Regions from separate parts of the Homo sapiens genome. Here regions 1, 2 and 4 are each linked to region 3. A link is a loop called in an ENCODE intact Hi-C map of the cell type or tissue named here. Cell type or tissue: endothelial cell of umbilical vein. All regions are shown on one strand.

What was found. Peaks named below come from ENCODE experiments on the same cell type or tissue, not always from the same donor. Only the 100,000 strongest peaks of a DNase experiment are listed, where the experiment ranks them.
Region 1: it touches region 3 in a loop (7-fold over the local background); 12 of 110 quality-filtered maps call a loop at or near these places.
Region 2: it touches region 3 in a loop (7-fold over the local background); 85 of 110 quality-filtered maps call a loop at or near these places.
Region 4: it touches region 3 in a loop (9-fold over the local background); 13 of 110 quality-filtered maps call a loop at or near these places.

The regions. Positions count from the first base shown.
Region 1 is chr5:72,392,185-72,397,184 of GRCh38, reverse strand. No RefSeq gene overlaps it. Among named protein-coding and RNA genes, the nearest start is that of PTCD2, 74 kb to the right of the region's middle. RefSeq lists a silencer at 2,299-2,348. In endothelial cell of umbilical vein, a CTCF peak has its summit at 2,293; a DNase peak (open chromatin) is centred at 2,284.
Region 2 is chr5:72,354,016-72,359,015 of GRCh38, reverse strand. PTCD2 (pentatricopeptide repeat domain 2) reads right to left here. Exons shown (of 10, transcript NM_024754.5): 10 at 1-813. The coding sequence ends at 589. Among named protein-coding and RNA genes, the nearest start is that of PTCD2, 36 kb to the right of the region's middle. In endothelial cell of umbilical vein, a CTCF peak has its summit at 3,108 (motif pointing left); a DNase peak (open chromatin) is centred at 3,065.
Region 3 is chr5:72,521,200-72,526,199 of GRCh38, reverse strand. No RefSeq gene overlaps it. Among named protein-coding and RNA genes, the nearest start is that of ZNF366, 16 kb to the right of the region's middle. RefSeq lists a silencer at 1,884-2,178. In endothelial cell of umbilical vein, a CTCF peak has its summit at 2,018; a DNase peak (open chromatin) is centred at 2,029; H3K27ac peaks cover 518 bases.
Region 4 is chr5:72,400,910-72,405,909 of GRCh38, reverse strand. No RefSeq gene overlaps it. Among named protein-coding and RNA genes, the nearest start is that of PTCD2, 83 kb to the right of the region's middle. In endothelial cell of umbilical vein, a CTCF peak has its summit at 2,514 (motif pointing left); a DNase peak (open chromatin) is centred at 2,759.

The DNA.
Region 1 (5,000 bases), 130 kb after region 3:
TATGATTATTAAGCTTTTTATCACTAAATAATTACTCGTTGAAAAGAAGAGAGGAACAGAGCTAGTGGGAAACTAAAGCTGGGGAAGTTTCAGGGAATTGTACCAAGCTGGTGTCCCTTGACTTGTTTTCAAGCTGTGAATGTATAACCACATTCTGTGAGCATCATGCTTTGAAGGCTGAGTATGGAGAAAGTTTACGTTATTTTGAAATAAAAATATTTAAGTAACTTTGATGCCTCTTTAGGAGCTTCTGATTCAAAACAAAAATCTGACTCAGTTTTTTTCTCTATACAATTTGATATATTCAGGGTTTTTTCAAAATCAGCACATGTTGCTGTAGTAATTAAACACACAAATATACACACGCAAATAAATACATGGAGAAGTGGAGGAAAGAGAAAGTCTCAAAGGACATACTGTAAAGTGTCAGCTTTGGCTAATGGAATTATAAGTAGTTTTTACTTTGTAGAAATACTGTATAACTTGCTACTGTGTGGGCTTTTTGCAGTTAGTATGGATTACAGAGATATACAATAAAACTCTTACTATCTCACACACAAAAAGACCTGCAGGCAAAGAGCCCTGCATCCATAACACAAGGGGCTTTCTGACAGGGGTGTCATTGCCTAGAATCAGGGTTCATTTATCTATTTTCTCCTTCCTTCTTTCCCTTAAGTTTGGCCTTGAGGAGGCACAAATGTTATTTACAGAAATACACTTTCATACAAAAACACACCACACACACACATCCCAAACAAAACTCCCATTCTTATTCTTCTGAGGTTGATAAATGTGATCAGGGTTCTTTTCGAATGCCTAACACTAAGGTGTGGTGGTGTTCATCAGGGTCCCACAGGAAGCCAGAGAGCAAAAGCCCTGATTGTTGCAATCCATACAGGACAAGCCTCCCAGGGCCAAGAGCAGCGCAGTCACCAGTGGAGAGGAAGAACAGAAAAATACCCAGCACGAGTGTGAATGTTGAAGTTACTTTAGTAGTTTTTATACAACATCGTATTCAACTATTGAAGCATATATTTTAGAACTCAGTCACAGCCATTTTATATGCCACAAATAAGTTGGCTTGGTGGGTCTAAGCTGGGGGCTAACAACCAGATTTGCAAGCCCAGAGAATGAGGGGAAAACTTCCAATCCCTGAAAATATTCTTTTCCATGACAATCTATTTAATTGTAATATTTGTGGTTAACAGGATTTCTCCAAGCCCAGGTGTACAGGTCCAGATCTATTTGCAAATATCCAGGTCTTTCCAAATTTAATTGCTATGTCTAACATTGCGATCTGAAAGCTACCCACCCCCAGTGTCACATTCCAAATTATCAGCTTTTTCTGGATTCCTATTTAAACGAGATTCTATCTGCAGAATTAAAACTTGTCCTCAGCATTTTTCACATGTGAGTTTTTTGTTTGTTTGTTTGTTTGTTTTTGAGACAGAGGTTTGCTCTTTGTTGCCCAGGCTGGAACCTCCGCCTCCCAGGTTCAAGCGATTCTCCTGTCTCAGTCTCCTGAGTAGCTGGGATTGCAGGCCCACCACCACACTCAGATAATTTTTGTATTTTTAGTAGAGACGGGGTTTCACCATGTTGGCCAGGCCGGTCTCAAACTCCTGACCTCAGGTGATCCACCCGCCTTGGCCTCCCAAAGTGCTGGGATTACAGGCATGAGCCACCATGCCCAGCCCACATGTGAATTTTTAAGTACTGGTATGTGTCTTAAGGCAGGAATTCTTTATTTTATTTTCTTACTTCATTCAAAATACTTTCCCTCTTAAAGAAATTTTTTGGGCAACTCCGTCTTATCAACCACCTTAAAATTTCTTCTGGAAAAACTCTTTCTGGCGCGTAAAGTCTTACTTCTATGAAGAGTTCTTCCTTGCGGTAGAATCATAAACAAGAAATAGTCTCAGAGGTTATCTCAACCAATGTCTTCAATTGCCTGATAAGAAAAATTCCTCATGCTTTTTTCTTGTTTTAATGATAGTGCTTAGATTTCAACAAAACTCTTCTGCTCTCATTTGTTCTCTGGTATCATTTATCTTTCAATTATTGTTTAAGATCTCCCACACCATTAATAACTTAAGATAAAAACAGAAATCTACAGAGTTTCTTTCTCTCTGAGAGCTTTTCCTGTATTCCACTCTCCGTGTTAGATGACTGATGAGCCTGGGATTCTTCCTCTTAATGTCTGGTTAGGTTTTCAGAGGAAATGTTGACTTTTGCCACGAATGGTGGCAATCTCTAATCTTCTGGGACCTCATGCTAGCACACTCTTGCCCCACCTAGAGGTGCTTTGGCCCAGAGCTTTTCTGCATCTTTGTGGTAGAGACCTCTGGGTTCCTACAGTGCAGTGGGCACATTCACAAGCAACTCCCCCAACCTCACCCCCACCTGATTCTGCTATAAAGAGGAATTATTGTCTGCATGTTAAAGGGGAAGAAACAATGACTGTGAGATCAAGTGTACTGACAGAATTTCACTAGTTGAGGCTATAGCTGGGATATAAGCCTGGGTTTTCTGACTCCAATTTATCTACATCGCTATTTTCTTTACCTATTGCTAGGCTTTTTTCTCCTCTCTTTTACACTCTACTAACCAGCCCCATCCTGTGCCACCAGAAAAGAGGTGAGTGAATAACAGGGAAGAAAGCACTGCCATTCCATCCTTGGACCATCTGGAGTTAAGAACTCCCCTCCTTAAACAATTAAGTCCTCTGTTTTTTCACTTATTGTCCCCAGAAAGAATCAATAATGTTATGTTGTTTGTTTTTTGAGATGGGTCCAACTGTTCTTCGAGACGGGGTCCAACTATGTTGCCCAGGGTGGTCTTGAACTCCCGAGCTCAAGCAATAACAACGTTAAGTTTTAACCACTTCTTCCCTTCCTGCTCGTCTGGATTGCTAATAACTGTTAATATTAATTTAATGTTAGGTTTAATGCAACATTTATCTCAGAATAACTTTCTTGCTGCGTTTTAGGGGTTTTTTCTCCCCTTCATTCAAATCAAGGTCATTTTTCTCCAATCTCAAAGCAATGTTAGAGACTGTGCCTATATGAAACTCCCTTATCACTATTTTTCTTCAGTAGAATACTTTTGAGCTGCTTTAGGGATATAGCAAAACAGAAAGAGAAGAATATATGTTCCCATGCACCCATTTATGGTAGAACCATTATACAAAAAAAGTCAGTCACAACGAAAGCATAATCCATAAAATATGAATGTTGATAAATTGGACTTCATCACAATCAAAAACTTTTGTACTTCAAAAGACCCCACTAAGTCAACAAAAAGACAAGTCGCAGGCTAGAAGAAAGTACTTGCAAATCATGTATCTAACAAAGGACCTGAATTTAGAACATATAAAGAACTCTTATAACTCGATATACAAGAAAACAAACAACACAATTTAAAAATGGACTAAACAAATATTTCACCAAGAAGATATAGGATTGTTTAACAAGCATATGAAAAGATGTTGGATGTCATTGCTCACTAGAGAAATGCAAAGTAAAACCACAATGAGTTACTACTCGATACACTAGGGTGACTAAAATAGAAAAGATGGACAATAAAGAGTGTTGGAGAGAATATGAAGCAATTGGAAAATTGCTGATGGGGATGGAAAATGGTACAGCTACTTTGGAAAATAGTTTGGTAGTTTCTGAAAAAAATAAACATAAACTCACCATACAAACCAGTAATTCCACTCTGAAGTGTCTATCCAAGAGAAATAAAATCAAGTATCTATACAAAGACTTGTAGGCAAATGTTCATTGCATGATTATTCATAAAAGCCAAACTTTATGCTAACTGAAAGGAGCCAGATGTACACATGAATACATATTGTATCTCATTTATATGAAATCTATAGAGACAGAAATTAGATTAGTGGTTTCCTGGGGCTGAGGGTGGAGTAGAGATTCACTGCAAATGGGCATGAGGCAATTCTTTGAGGCAATGAAAAAGTTGTAAAACTGGGTGGTAGTGATGGTTGCATAATTCTGCAAAAATAATACAATTGAAAACTTGAAACAGACAAATTTTATGGTGTGGAAATTAATCTCAGTTAGACAATTTCCTTAATTCAACATTGCTAAGTGCTTATCTTTAGCTTTATTGATTGGCGTTTGAACCTATGAGCCCACCTTAATTTGCTAGGCATTTACTCATTTCTGGGCAAACTAGCATCAGAGGAGAGGGTCAAAACACAGTACATTATCACCTGGTGCTATTTACCCCTGCATGAAAACTGAGCAACTTATACTCCATACAGACTTTTAAAAGTGTATGTTGATTTCCTTTAGCAGTGTACCAAATTTTGACAATGTTAGTCAATGTCTTCAAACTCTAATATCAAATAAACAAATACATTTGAAATGCTAACTCTTAAACTTTACCAGACTGGTCTTCTTGCCACTAAGAGGGCATTAACCTACTCTGGTTTCATGCTGATAGAAGGTCAAGAATGTTTGCCATCTGCCCTAACTCCGTTCAAACATCATGTGGCCTGCCTTAGAGCTGTACTATTTTAGTAACAAGAATTATCCACCTGGGAAAGAGGCCAGAGTAGCTGAAGAAACCAAACCAGAAGCTAACAGACAGAATCCCCTTGTTTGGCTTTAAGTACTTGTAATGAAATTAAACTTTCTTGTCAGACTATTTACACAAATGCCAGTTCCACACAGGTTATAACTGGACTCTGTGCTGCACAGCTTAGGCAGTTTACTCATCACCTACCAAATATGCTCTGCCATGTTAAGGTAAGAAGTTATATAACCCTTTTCTTGGCAAACATTTTAAGCAACAACAAAATAGCCATGAGCAACAGAGGAAATTAGGCTGTGATTCATTAAACAACTCCAACTTAAATGCTATGGTTTGCATGGGCTCGAGTCCTCACAAATATGAATTCCCCCTAAGTCTTGAGAGGTCATTTGTGCATTTGGAAATGGAAAGAAATCTGATAATAGATGTCTCCAAAAGTGCAC
Region 2 (5,000 bases), 170 kb after region 3:
ATTTCTCTTATTTTTGAGAAAATATGATCCTACTAAACCTTGAATGAAGATTTCAAATCTATATGCAAAGACACATAGGCATTATTGTTTTGCAGATGGAAAAATAAGGGCTCAAGTCATAGACATATATGATGGCAGAGCAATGAGAAAATCCTGGGCTGTTTTCTAACATGGTAAAATAGGGTTTCATACCTCCTGAATTCAGCAAGGATGTAATTTGCAAGTAACTACTCCTTTGAAAATCAGAGTTATCCACACTTGTAGTGAAATTCATTCCTGATGGTGCTTACTGGGTTCCACTCTGGTGTCGGAAGCTGAACCGGAGACTGACCAGGTTCCTTCAAGGATCCTCAGCCATGCAAAAGGGAAGCGCCTTTCTGAGGGAGCCAAGCTTGCATCTAGACCTTCACAGTGGTGCAACATAACTTCTCAGAGATCGGCATGGTACCATTCAGTGAATTTGGGAATTTCAGGAGAAGACCAAGTGTCAGCACACTGTCTGCTGAAGTGCGATACCTGGCTTCTTAGGAAAGGTAATAACTCACTAGAAGCAGGCCCCTCAGATCCATAGGTGGACTGAAACCAGGGTTACTCAGCCAACAGGGACTGGCTGAGTGGCTGGAAGGTGCGACGGCTGACCATCCTCTTGTTTAATAGCAACGTGTGAGATTTCCTGTCCCTGGGGGTGTGGCAGAGCACAGCATCCAAAGAATCAGTGGTGACCTGGCCAGTGATGTGCAGTGTCCCATAGATCTCATCAAATTTGGCCACAAGGGCAGGCACATCCTTCACTTTTTCCCTCACTTTGGCCAGCTGGAAAAAAGCAAGAACACATCATTACATCTCTGCAAGATTTCTTCCTTATTCTTACTATAACCCTAAGAAAAAGAAATGGACATGAACAAAAATGTATGGTAGGCCAGGCGAGGTGGCCCATGCTTTAATCTAAGCAATTTTGGACGCTGAGACAGGAGGACTGCTTGAGCACAGGATTTCTAGGCCAGCCTAGGCAACACAGTGAGACTTTGTCTGTAAAAAAATTTTTTTAAAAATTAGTTGGTGTAGTGGGAGGATCACTTAAGCCCAGGAGACAGAGGCTGCAGTGAGCTGTGATCGTGCCACTGTACTCCAGCCTTGGCGACAGAGTGAGTCTTAAAAAAAAAAAAAAGTATGGTATACACCTAAAATCGTGAAAACCAGGGTACTGGGGCACACAGACAGCAGTATTACTATGAGGGATTCCAAAAGCTACACACAAAATTCAAAATTAGTACTTGAAAATCATACCTAATATAAAAAAAGGGGGGTTCAAATAACACATCATATATAATGAAACACACCAAGTAAAGGAGGTCATATACCAGTGGAATCAACTTTGTTCAATGTAATGATTAGAGCAGGAGGAGGCAGGGCCAAATTACATAGGCTTTATATATATTCCACAATAAGTTTTTTGAAATTTATTCTAAAAAAGCCATCAGAGCATCTAAAGTGGGAAATGATCTCATTTCTGTTCAAAAAGTTGCAGAGAATGAACTGGAGTGTACAGAAATGTGGAGACTATTCTGGAGGCCCACACCATAGCCCAGATAAGAAACAATGGTAGTTGAGATTGGGAAAGGTACAGAAAAGAAGGAGAAGTACACTTATGTGAGGTATATTTTGGAGTTTACACTGAAAGGACTTATTTTTGAATGGGTGAAGGAAAGGGAGGTGTCAAAGCTATCTTCTCAATTGGGGCTTTAATAGCTTGATGATGGGTGCTATCATTTCCTGATAGAGAAGACAGGGAGGCGAGATTTGGAAGGGAAAATCAAGAGCTCTGTTTGGACCTGATTGAGACGGCTGTGAACCATCTAAATGGGTATGTCTAGAACGTTGTTGGATATACAAGTCTGGGGCATGAAGGAGAGGTCTGGGCTAGAGGCATACGTAGTAGAGTCACAAGTATATGATGGTATTTAACCCCCAAAATGGGTGAACTAGAATGGAGAATGTGAAGCTGCTTTCTGAATAAAATCAGCATTTTACTTAGTTCAATCCTTATCAAGGGTACAATCTCAACACATTTCTTGATGGAATTTAATTGGGATCAAGCTTCCTAATAAATCCTTTGCCCCTCTTCCACCTCTTCCAAATATATAACACTGTTTGCACCTGCACATCTTCCTTTGAGACAATGGCTCCCAACCATGCCTGCAGACAAGCAGCTTAAGCACTTCTTAATGTTCTTAAAAAAGAATAGCTTGTTTAGTCCTCATGTTCAAGGTGAAAATGACTTAATGTGCAGCATATGGCTTCTAAAAGCAGCAGAGCAAACATGCCAAGCTGGAGGTAATTTTGATCTAAAAACTGTAACAGTTCTGTTACATAACTACAGAAATAAATCAGCAATTATTTTCAATAGTCCTGTGGTGGTATAATAGCACCTATGATAGTTTATAGTCTTATCTCCCTACATAACACTTTTTAAATAACTGCTGGCATAAGCATTAAATGCACTTTGTAAAATGCAGACGTTTACAATATAGGACTCCACTTGCAATCTCACACATATATATTTAGAACTAGCTCAAAAGCTACTGGAGTTATATGAATCAATCCATTTCTCATCAAGCTGTTCCTTGAGTGGTCCCACAGTAACCAGAGGGAAGACACTGAACTAGAGGGTTCATTTTCTAAGTACAAGAGTCTTATATGAGTATTTTTCAATATAAAGTTTGTTCGGGTGCTTTAGCCATATAAATGGGTGACAATGTATTGATGGTTCAGGTCTAAGGAATGGTTGTTAACAACAATGCTGCTGAGAAAATGGAAGTTGGATTTCACATGTACACATACACACGTGACTATGCACTTTAAAATCTGTTCATGCTTCTACTTTCCCTACTTTTCTAAACTTACTCCAAAAGGGTTGGGTGGATCACAGCCTACACAGAGCTAAAACTGCAAATAGAAAGAAGCGTTAAATCAACCATATCCAGTTAGTCATTTTCCTGACAAGCTCCCTTTTATCAGAAGGAAGAAGCCTTTGGGTGGAAGTGAGGAAATGGAACAGGGCTGGGAAGGCGACAGTGTGGCAGGAGGAGGAAGCAGCCACTGCCCTCTAGTGCCAATCCTGCTGTCTCAGCCTTCAGCCTGGACCAAACTATAAAAGAGAGGCAGGAGAAATGAGGGAGGAAGAGAGGACCAACCAACAGGCCACTTGGTTGGTCAAAATGACAATATCAGTATTATTACTAACAATATGATCACTGTCAATAACGTACAATTTCTTTACACTTCTGTTTTTCACCTTAAGTTACATGCTATGAGAGATACACAAATTACTACATCTCAAATGACCTACAAGAATTCCAATTTGTGTACTTAAGCCATCAATGTGACACATGGGTTCATTTGTTTCATTTCACTTTCAATTTTTAGGAACTGTTTTTTCTCTTCATTTTTATTTAACTCTGCTTTACAGTTCTGCAAAGCATTTACATGGTTCCTAAATGAAATACATAAACAAGGTACATTCGGAGAACTCATGTTTCCGTCCCTCACTTTCACTTTCAAAACTTTTATTTCTTAATTTTTTAAAATTAAATTTAAAAAATAATTTGTCAATTACTTTAATTGTCAAATAATAATTGTGTATATTTATAAAGTTCAATGTGATGTTTCAATCTATGTGTATACTGTAGAAAGATTCAGTCAAGCTAACAAAACTATCCATCATCTACCAATGTGTCTTTTTCTGCGGTGAAACATTAAAATATACTTCTTTGGCATTTTTGAAATATGCATAATAATTAACTGTGGTTCCTAAAGACTCAATCAAAAAAACCTTTAGGACTGATAAAGTCAGTAAAGCTGCAGGTTACAAAATTTACATACAAAAACAGCAGTATTTCTATAAAAAAAGATCTGAAAAAGAAATCAACATAACCACTTAAGTTTTGTTTTTTTTATCGTAGTGTTTTTCAAAAACATAAATATATAAAAATAACTATATGGTCCCGCCTTCTTAAGGCATACTACACATACCCATTTGCATCTTACTTTTGTCACTTAAAAACATATTTAAGTGATCCATATAAATGGTAATCCATAGCAGTATATGATGTAGCTGTTCCTCATTTCCTGTCCTTTGTACGAACAGACCCTAATTTGTACAACTAGTTGTCTAGTGATGGAAATTTGGGCTTTTTTCCAGTCTGCTGTTATTAGAAATTGGATTGCAACAAATAGCCTTGTACATACAACTTCTTTATATTTGCCAGTATATTTTTAGAATATACTCCAAGAAGTGGGAGGATTGAGTCAAAGGGTGAAAGTATTTGTAGTGTACCAATCTGTATTCGCTGTAGCAGCATTTCCTCAGATGATAGCGCCCATTTCCTCAGAGCCTCACCAACCAAGTTGGCTGGCAAACTTGCAGATTTCTATTCAAGAGAAATATCATAGGGTAGTTTTATTTAGCATTTTCTTGATATGGGCAAGAGAATCTTTTCGAAAGTTTAAAGGCCATTCACAATTCATTTTTAGTAAATTCTGTCCACATCTCTTACCCATTTTTCTTCAGGGTTGTTGGTTCTTTTCTCAGAATTTTCAAAAAGAGCTTTTTTTTTTTTTTTTTTTTTTTTTTCAGATGGAGTCTCATTCTGTCGCCAGGCTGGAGCGCAGTGGCGCAATCTCGACTCCCTAGTTCAAACGATTCTCGTGCCTCGGCCTCCTGAGTACCTGGGACTACAGGCATGCACCACCACGCCCAGCTAATTTTTATATTTTTAGTAGATACGGGGTTACATTTTGGCCAGGATGGTCTCGATCTCCTGACCTCATGATCCGCCTGCCTCAGCCTCCCAAAGTGCTGGGATTATAGGCATGAGCCACCGCACCTGGCCTCAAAAAGAGCTCTTGAAATATTAGGGCTAGTTAGCCTTTTGTCAGTATGATTAAAAATTGATTACTTACCTCTTGACTTTGCTTGTAGACTTTTTGCCACATGAAAA
Region 3 (5,000 bases):
ACTCATTTTCTACTGCTGTGTAATAAATATTTTAAATTTACCAGCTCAAAACAACACAGATTTATGATGTCACCATTCCTGCAAGTCAGGAATCTAGACATTGCTTAACTGGATCCTCTGCTTGGGGCCTCACAAGATTGTCTGCAAAGAATTGACCAGGTCTCCTTCCTTCCTGGAGCTCAGAGTCCTCTTCTAACCCTAGGGGGATGTTGAGCAAGAGTTAGTTCCTTGTGGTTACAGGACTGAGGCTGGAAGTTTCCTAGAGACTTCCCACAATTCCCTGCTTTGTGACTCTCAACATATGCAGTTGATGTGATGGCAACTTGCTTCTTCAAGGCCAGCAGGAAAGTCTTGCTTCTTCAGTCTGCTAAAACTTCTATCACAACATAATTATGGGGTGACAGCCCGACATCTTTGTTGTATAATCTAATCTAAGCAAGGGAGTGATCGCCTATCACTTTTGCCATATTCTGTTGAGTAGAAGCAAGTCACAGATTCATCCACACATACAGGGAGTGGATTACAAAGGGCTTGAACAGCAGACAGCAGGAATTACCGGCAGTCACCCTAAGGTCTGTCCACCACGCTCACTGTCCTAATCTATAAAATGGGAATATTTCACAAATGGGAATATTTGTTATGTGTATCAAACAAAATAATAATATGAGAAAGGGCTTGACACAAAGAAAATGCTCAGTAATGTGAAATACCCTTTTCTGGCCCAAGAAGAGGGTCAGTGACGATCAGACCACAGGGTAGTAATTTAAATTTTTAGTCAATGCCTCAGTGCTGATGCAGATTGTCTAAGGGCTGTATTTTTAAAAACACAGAGAGGATATGTCATCTGCCCAAGGTCCTATAATGATAGAGCACAGACAACCTGGAGTCTTTGTCTGACTTCACAGTCAGCACATCACAGTGCCCAGCCGCTCCTGTCCAATGACCTGAGGCCTCTCAGTTCCCCTGTAGCCCTACAATTCATGTCACTCTGAAGGTCCACCCAAGAGCTCTGCTTTTTAAACTAAGTCTGGAGTCTCCAGATTTCTTTATGTACCCCTTCCTCAAATTTGAGCATACATCCCCAAAATGTGTATCTGTGTTTGTTTATAAATTATACATATAAGCTATCATATTAGTTTATTATGAAACATACCCAAAAGAACTTTTCAAAAGATAGAAAACATGTAATAAACCATACGTTAAAGTTTTCTGCCAATTGCAATGGCTCTTCTTCATGAGCTGGTATTAGTTGGGGTTTCCATTAATTGATGGGTTAAATCTATACTTCAAATAAACTTCTTGGTGGAGTTCAATACACTTTGGCCTCTGTGTAGGCTTCTTTGTGGATCTGATTCAATTATCATTATTTTTACTTTGTAATATGATTGAAGGAGTAGGAAAAATGTCTGCTTTGCCATTTTCTTATTCTTTGCAGAATTATTAACTGCATTATTATTAATTGCACTATTATTTGATTTAACTTATTATTCTATTTAACTTGTAATTCTATTTAGTTTGTAATTTAGAGGGCAGGAGTCTTTTAAAAAATTGTTAGTTGACAACATACAAACTGTATTGTGTCACAATACACTAAACACCAGTGAAAGAACGGTAGTATAACAGTCAACCTCTTCACGGTGTGAATTCCCACTTTTCCTTCAGGATAACTCAAGTTCTGTTTGTGACCCATGACCAGCTTATATATGGACCAAGTGAGAGTACCAGTGCCATTATGTATACTAAATGTTGATCAATCTAGATTGCTTATGGGGGAGGATGAATATAAATAACTTTGGAAGTTCTGCAAACCTGTCTTTAGAGACCAGTGAATAAGATTTTTCAGTTGCGAATCCAAGTTAATCAATATTGGAGATTCTGGCATCAATATGAATAGTCATTTTAAAAAAGTATTTATCACACCTTTGCCACCTCTAATGTGTAACATTTCCATATGTCACTTAAGATATCTTGCCAAGTGAGATAAATGAAGCTTAAGAGAATTCAGTTTTATCTCAGCAGAGGGCGTCCCTTCCTTCAACAAGAGGCTGTCTTAAGACCTGGAACCTAAGCAAAGAGGTCATGAGAATAATCTCTAAGTCTAAAAGGACTAAATGAAGTTCATCCATTATCCAACCTAATGTCCTAATTTCCTGTGTGAGCTGAAGTCCAGAGAACTGCTCAGAATTCCATGGTTAGCTGATGACTAAAGAAGGACTAGAATTCAGGCCTCCTATCCTCAGCTCAGGGCATTCTCCAATATTCCCCACAGCCCTTTAATGCACATTTATTAGGAAATATTTATTAGGAATAGTAAGGCTAGCTCATTTACATTTAATGGAATCACTGATAAATTTGGGTTTTAATCTAGCATCTTATTTCATGATTGATATGTTCTACCTCTTCTATGATTCTTTTTCTCATCTCTTGACTTCTTTGGGATCAACTAAGATATTTTAATCATTAGTCTTCCCCTTTACTATTTTGGAAGATTTGCAATAACTATTCTTTTAGTGGCTGGCCTAAAAATTATTATTGTTTTCTATTTATTATTTTATTTTTAACCTTTCATTGCTAACTTATCCAAATATAATATAAATGTTAATCTCTATCATTGGCCTATACAATTCAGAAAGCTTAGAACACTTCAATCCCATCTATCTACATCCCAATTAATTGGCGCTTGTCACAATTTAAAATCCTATGTAATTTTAAAATTCTATAATATATTTTTATTGTTTTTTGGTCTTCACTTCCTGAATCTCAGATTTTCCATCTGGATCATTTTACTTATCCCTTAAATAATCCTTTAAAATTTTCCAAACTCTCAGTTTTTTAGAAAAAAGTATTTATCTTTACCATATATAATATAAATGGATATATAATATAACAATATATTAATAAATAGAATATCTCCTGGGAATAGAAATCTAAGTGAGCAATTATTTTCTGTGAACATGTTGACAATACTATTTTACTGTCTTCTGACTTCAATTATTAACTTTTAAAAGTCAGCTGTCGATTTAATTTTATTTCTTTAAAGATAATATGTCCTTTTCTTTATGGCTGCTTTTAGTATATGGTGGGCTTACAGTTCAGTTTCTTTGGTTTCCTATGGTTTCACTATAAAGTTTCTGGCAGTGCTGTTCTTTAAATTTATATTGTGTAAGCTCTATTAGGCTTCTTGAATCTATTGATTGATGTCTTCTATTAGTCCTTAATATTCTTGGCTATCATATCTTAAAACATTGCCTTTAGTTTATTCTGTCTGTTTTCTTCTTCAAACACAGCAGAGTTATTTTATAGTTTGTGACTAATAATTCCAACAGACATTATTTCCAGTCATTATGGGTCTATTTGTGTTGTCTGTTGTTTCTGCTGGTGTTGTTCAGTGAACTCTGTTTCCATGTATGACTGGTTGTTTTTGACAATGTGTTGGACATTGTGTTTTAAAGATTATTTGTACTAATTTTCACAATAATTTGAGGCCTAGCGTAACATCATCTTCTTCCAAAGAGGATTTTCCTCTGCCTCTGCCAGACACTTGAGGTGCTACCAGTCTGGGTCTATCTTAAACCAAGTTCAAGGCTTGCAGTTTCCTGGACCACCCGAATGACATAAAGCCAAATCAAAATTCTTTGCAGGGATTAGCTTACTCATGATTTACCTTACCTGGATCCTTTGGGATCCCAATTTAAAATGGTCATGATTTATTAAAATCCTGACTTCTGGTGGATTACAGGTCTTGCCTTTTGCCTCCTGGCCCCAGGAATTTACCAAAAATGAATTTCTTTAGGCTTAGCAAATGTTCTTAGAGCAAAATCAGATTCAGATGTTGGTTTTACTCTCTAGGTTCTCCTCTTCTTGATTTTCTTTTTGTAATTCCTCAATATATTGTTAATACTTTGATTCTTTTAAGAAGTTTTTTTTATATTTCATTCAGTTCTTTATGTTTCCTTAGTGGGAGGATTGGTCCAAATTTTCTAATCATCAATTATTGTGAGTAGAAGTTTCAGTTTATGTATTTATCAGCAGGAAAAATATCTTTCATAGCTTTCTATTTCTACTTTATGTTTATGAAATTGTTAGTCACTATAAAGCACTTTATATATACCAAGAATACATATATATATATATATATATATATATATATATATATATATATATATATATAAAACATATCCTACAGAACCAAAATTGTTATGTAGCATTTATCAAGTCCCTTTAAAGACCCAATCCGGTATGATATGAAATTGTTTATAATATAATTTTAAGTCGTGACTACTTCAGGTGTTTGATATTCAGTATGATAAATGTGTGCTTTACCAACTCATAAAAATATAATGGAAGATTCAGTGATCTATATATAACATACATACATAATATCATATCCCACCAAGTGTGCTTATTCATCCCACTGAATGAAAGTGTATTCCCCTTCCCTGGCCTCTTTCAGGTCTTTTCTCTATCCTCATCTTCTCAATGAAGACTTTCCTATATATCCTATTTAAAATTGCAAACTCCCCCACCCTATTCCTGCATTTCTTAATCTCTTCTTGTTTTTCGCTTTTCTCCATCATACATACTTATATACTAAACATTATATATCCTGGCTCTATCTATCACTGCCTCTGCAATCTTGGTAAATCTACTTAACATCTCAATTCCTCATTTTCCCTAGGTATAAAACAGCATGAAGAAAAGCATCCAACTCTTCTTCATCTGGATGCCTCACAGTGAGTATGGTGATAGATCACAAAGGGGGTTAAATTTTAATAAGATTGTTACCATTATTGTTGCATAATAGCATTTTTTATATTAATGTGCTGGATTGTAAGAAATGACCACAAATTCCTCCTATCTATATATGCACAAATACAGTCTAATCTTCATTCTCTTATATCTGGATAGCCTTATGACCTGCTTTGTGGTGGAAATGACACTGTATGTTTTAATTGCAGGCTTCAAGAGCCTATGTAGCATCCACTCTTACCCTCCTAGAA
Region 4 (5,000 bases), 120 kb after region 3:
GTTAGGGATAAGAAGAAGACTTCCTATGTGTGCCTTTTTGAACCTTTGAAAATTTTGAACAATGTGAACATAATTGCTTGTCAAAAACTACAGTTTTTAAATGTTAAAAAATTAAATGAAAGAATCCATTTCCGACACATTTAGTAATTTCCTAGTCTCTTGCCTATGCCTATATGCTTGTGGTTAATTACATTTACATTCATGACTTAATTAGTTCAAAAATTGCAGTTCCGTCATTTCATTCTGAAGGATATTTATTTATTTATTTTAGGGATGGGGTCTCCCTGTGCTGCCCACGCTGGTCTCAACCTCCCGGGCTCAAACAATGGATATTTATTTTTAAATACTCTTTCAAGCTTTTTGTCTTTGGTTATTGAAGCCCACATTCATTCACATTTTTTTAAATCTCAATAAACTTTTGAGGGGAGAATTCTTGAATTTGAAAGACTGCAAGATAGTTCCCATAATGGCTAGATAGTATTTTCTGGATAGGTGGCAGGGGAGGAGAGGTAATGTGTCCAGAGTCAGTTCCTTCTGGTGGGTTAGTGGTCTCGCTGACTTCAAGAATGGAGCTGCAGACCTGCCGGTGAGTGTTACAGCTCTTAAAGATGGCACGGACCTGAAGAGTGGGGAGCAGGAAGATTTATTGTGAGGAGTGAAAGAACAAAGCATCCACACCATCGGAGAGGACCCTAGTGGGTAGCTGCTGCTGGCTGGCTTGGCCAGCTTTTATTCCCTTATTTGTCCCTTCCCATGTCCTGTTTCTGTCCTATCAGAATGTCCTTTTCTCAATCCTCCCTGCAATTGGTTACTTTTAGAATCCTGCTGATTGGTCCATTTTACAGAGTGCTGATTGGTCCACTTTACAGAGCGCTGATTGGTCCATTTTACAGAGCACTGATTGGTCCATTTTACAAACCTTTTGCTAGCTACAGAGCACTGATTGGTGTGTTTTTACAAAGTGCTGATTGGTGCATTTTACAAACCTCTTGTTAGCTACAGAGCGCTGATTGGTGCATTTTACAATCCCCTTGTAAGACGGAAAAGTTCTCCAAGTCCCCACTTAACCCAGGAAGTCCAGCTGGCTTCACCTCTCAGTAAGGCAAAAATATAAAGAAAAGGGGAACTTTTTTAGTGAATATTTTTCTGTCTCCCTTCAATATGAGATCATTCTGATATTTGATTAAACTTTTCTTGTTGAGCTTGCCGTAAATCTTCAGTCACTGAAATTAATGAATGAGTAGTTCCAATGTTTAGCAGATTCTTCATGGTATAGAGGACTCTTTACTGGGACCATGCCATTCCTTGGCATGGAGCTTGTGGGCCCCATCCTGTCTGGGGCCTCACAGTAAGATTGGACTGAGAACAACAGAGCAAGAGTGGGAGCGAAGGTGGATGCTGTGAGGTTGCCATCCTCTGCCTTCAGTCACCTTCCTCCTTCTCATGGTGCCTCCTGCCTCATGCTGCCCTGAGCCTCCACCCTTTCCAGACCCCTCCACAACACACTCACACTCACACTCTTCCTCACGTCTATAGCAACAGATGTCAGATGGGAGTGTGCATTGAGTCACCTGGAGGGCTTGTTAAAACCCAGATTTATGGGCCCCACTTCCAGATTTTCTGATCTAGAAGGTCTGGAGTGGGGCCCAAGAATTTGCATTTCTAACAAGTTCCCAGGGAATGCTAAAGCTTCTGACCTGGGAATCGCACTTTGAGAACTTTTTACTCATCTTTCTCTTTCCTCTTCTAAAAGTGTGGGTTTTACTTTTGGTTACTTAGAAAGGATCTAATCAATGAATTAATTCTAGTATAATGGAAAGAGCTTGAAGTTGGAGGCAAGTAAAGCCAGATTCACAGATAGACCCCATCATTTGTTAGCCATGCGATGCTGAGCAAGAATCTTAACTTGTCGCAGCCTCAATTTCCTCATCTGTAAAATGGGAATACTAACACCTACCTCATATAATTAAATAATGTGTGTAATGGGTCTAGACCACATTAGATATTCAATGAACATCAGCTTCTTTAACCCCAATCCCTTTCTTGATATACAATGGGCTGGTTACCACTCAAGGTATTAACCCATGCAGGAATTCCCAGGATGATATGAGCAATTACTTATATACATGCAACTCTTTACATTTACAAAATAAATTAATATACTTTATCTTCTGAAGGAAATTTGAGAATATACATTTTTAACAAACATCCAAGATAATTTTCATATGCGCCAAAGTTTGAAACCAACAAATATCTCACTTAATCCTCACAGCAACCTAAAGGATGGCATTATTAATCAGATTTTACAGATGAGAAACTAAGACTCAAAGAAGTTAAGTGACTCTCCACAACAGCAGAGCTAGATCCCAGACCTCTGGCTTGTGAATTCAACTCTTCAATATGAAGATAAAAATCTTTAATGGTGGTATTTTAGGCATCAGAGACAGGAAAATGGGAGATATTTTTGCCTAGATGACCACAGTTGGCGCCACCTGATGTCCAACGGGTGAGTTGCATGGGAATCTGGGAGGCTGATTGGTTAGTTCTAATATGATAGGGTCTGATTCTGTGGCTCCTGTACAGTTAACTTACAAAAGGATGCACCTGATCCAGGTGTCTTGCGGCCTTTCAACTCTGAATGGCTGACCAAGTGCCAGTTGGCTTTCTGGAATGGAATATTTAGTGACCCTGCTGACAGACAAGCTTCCACCTTTTCCATTCCTTCTTTTATAGCTTGAGCCTTAATAAGGGAAGGATGCAGTTGTTCCTAAATGTGGCTCTGGAAAAATCTTAACCCAGGAAAGAACAAATATTAGTTTGGAGCTTTACAAGTGGGGATGGCCACCAGCCAACAAACTACCCGTTAGGTTATTTATACTGCAAAAGGAAATGATGTACTTGCAAGCTACTTCTTTTCAGCTCATGCCTAATCCAAAATATTGTTCCAGAAATCAAAACCTGGTGTTGAAATTAACAAAAAATATTTAGTGGACATCACATGGCTTCCTCTTATAAATTCACAATTCCATGTAGTTACCTATGACACATGCTCACGGTTTAAGTGGCCATTTTTAATCAAGACTGACTTGATTCTCTATCTGACCTTCCCATCCTAAAACCTTATTTGCTTCTTGGAAACTCCCTGTGAGCACATGTGTAAGGAATGCCCCTCAGGCTTCCATGGAGAATTTTTTTTTGTACTTATTTATTTTAAGTAAAAGATATTTGAGAGGAACATAACTTTGGACAAGGGCACTGAAACTAGCCAAGGGAGAAATTAATCCATAACTTGGTACAAACAGTTCAACAACTGGAAATAGGATTCTTATACTTAAGGACACTCAGGCCAACGGGTGTGGTAGCAAAATCATGTAAGCCAAAAATTTCCCCATGAGCTCTGGGAGGGAAATTCCACTTTCTCATCAAAGAAATGAAGCTTACCCCCTCTACTTCCAGCTGGAGACAAAGCATGATTTTTCTTGATGTTGGCATCCCAAGAATTCATCATAAGCCCCACTGGGAAAATGACACCTGAACTCAGAGTCAGATCTGGTGCTGTCGGCAAAGAGCTTGAATAGGTTTGCCTATACTAGACTGCAAAATACTTCAGGGCTCAAAACCACCTCTTCACCCTCCTTTTGCAGGTGAGCATGAGCCTGGATTGAAGTGGGTGGTAATGAACTCTTGAAGGAAGCAGTAACTGTGAAATAGATCATTTTCGCATTGTGGACATGCTGAATTTGTGGTGTTCACAGACCATGGTGAGATCAAATAAGAAACATTAGAATCAATTTCTCAACTCTAGCTGAAGATGCAAAGCAAGAGTTTATAAGCCTGGTGAGAGAATGAACACATTTTCTTTACATTATAAATTTCTCTAGTTGAGGGTGAAAGTTTTCAGGAGGAATACCAAGTAGTTCAGTCATTTGACATCTAAAGCAGAGCTTGTCTCCTGCATATGAACAAAACCACTCATCTTGAGCTATTTCCCTAAAGGTGGGCTACTTCTTAGCCAGCTGAGATACATCAGCTACTGAAATTCTCAATCAAGGAATCCAAGACAAGAAATGACTCAGGGTCCTTCTTTATTGGTGTCAGTCCAATTTTACTTAATGCTAGACCTGTACTAATTTGCACTATAGAATTCTTTTTAAAAAAATAATTTTTATTTTTGAGACAGGGTCTTGCTGTGTTGCCAAGGCTGGGATGTGGTGACACGATCTTTGCTCACGGTAACCTCCACCTACCAGGCTCAAATGATTCTCCCACATCAGCCTCCTGAGTAGCTGGGACTACAGGTGTATGCCACCATGCCTGGCTAGTTTTTTGTATTTTTTGTGGAGATGAGGTCTTGCCATGTTGCCCAGGCTGGTCTTGAATTCTTGGACTCAAGCAATTTGCCTGCCTTGGCCTCCCAAAGTGCTGGGACTACAGGCATGAGCCACCATGCCTGGTCTGCACTATAGATTTCTGAAATTAAACTCTAGAATTAAGCAAATCTGATGCATACCATGATGATGAAGACAAATACAGAAGACAATACAATTTCTGTGTAATTCAGAAATGTGAGTGATAGATTTATTTATTCACTCATTCATTTATTCAATAAATATCCAATAAGCTTCTGGTCAGGGGGTCACTGTACAACCCTAGGGCATACCATTCATAGATATCTCCATGCTGGGGAAACAAGGGATACTTCCTGTAACAGCCCAACAGGTTATCCTTGCCTGCTGCCCAGATAAAGCCAATTTGTCAAGACAGGGGAATTGCAATAGAGAAAGAGTTTAATTCGCACAGAGCTAGCTGACTGGGTGACAGGAGTTTTATTACTCAAATCAGTATCTCCAAAAATTCAGAGGCTAGGGTTTACAAGGATAATTTGGTGGGAAGGGGAATTGGTGCTGCTGATTGTTTGGGGATGCAATCATAAGAGTGTGAAAAACAGTCCTTGCACACTGAGTCCACTTCTGGATGGGGGCCATAGGACCAGTTGAGTC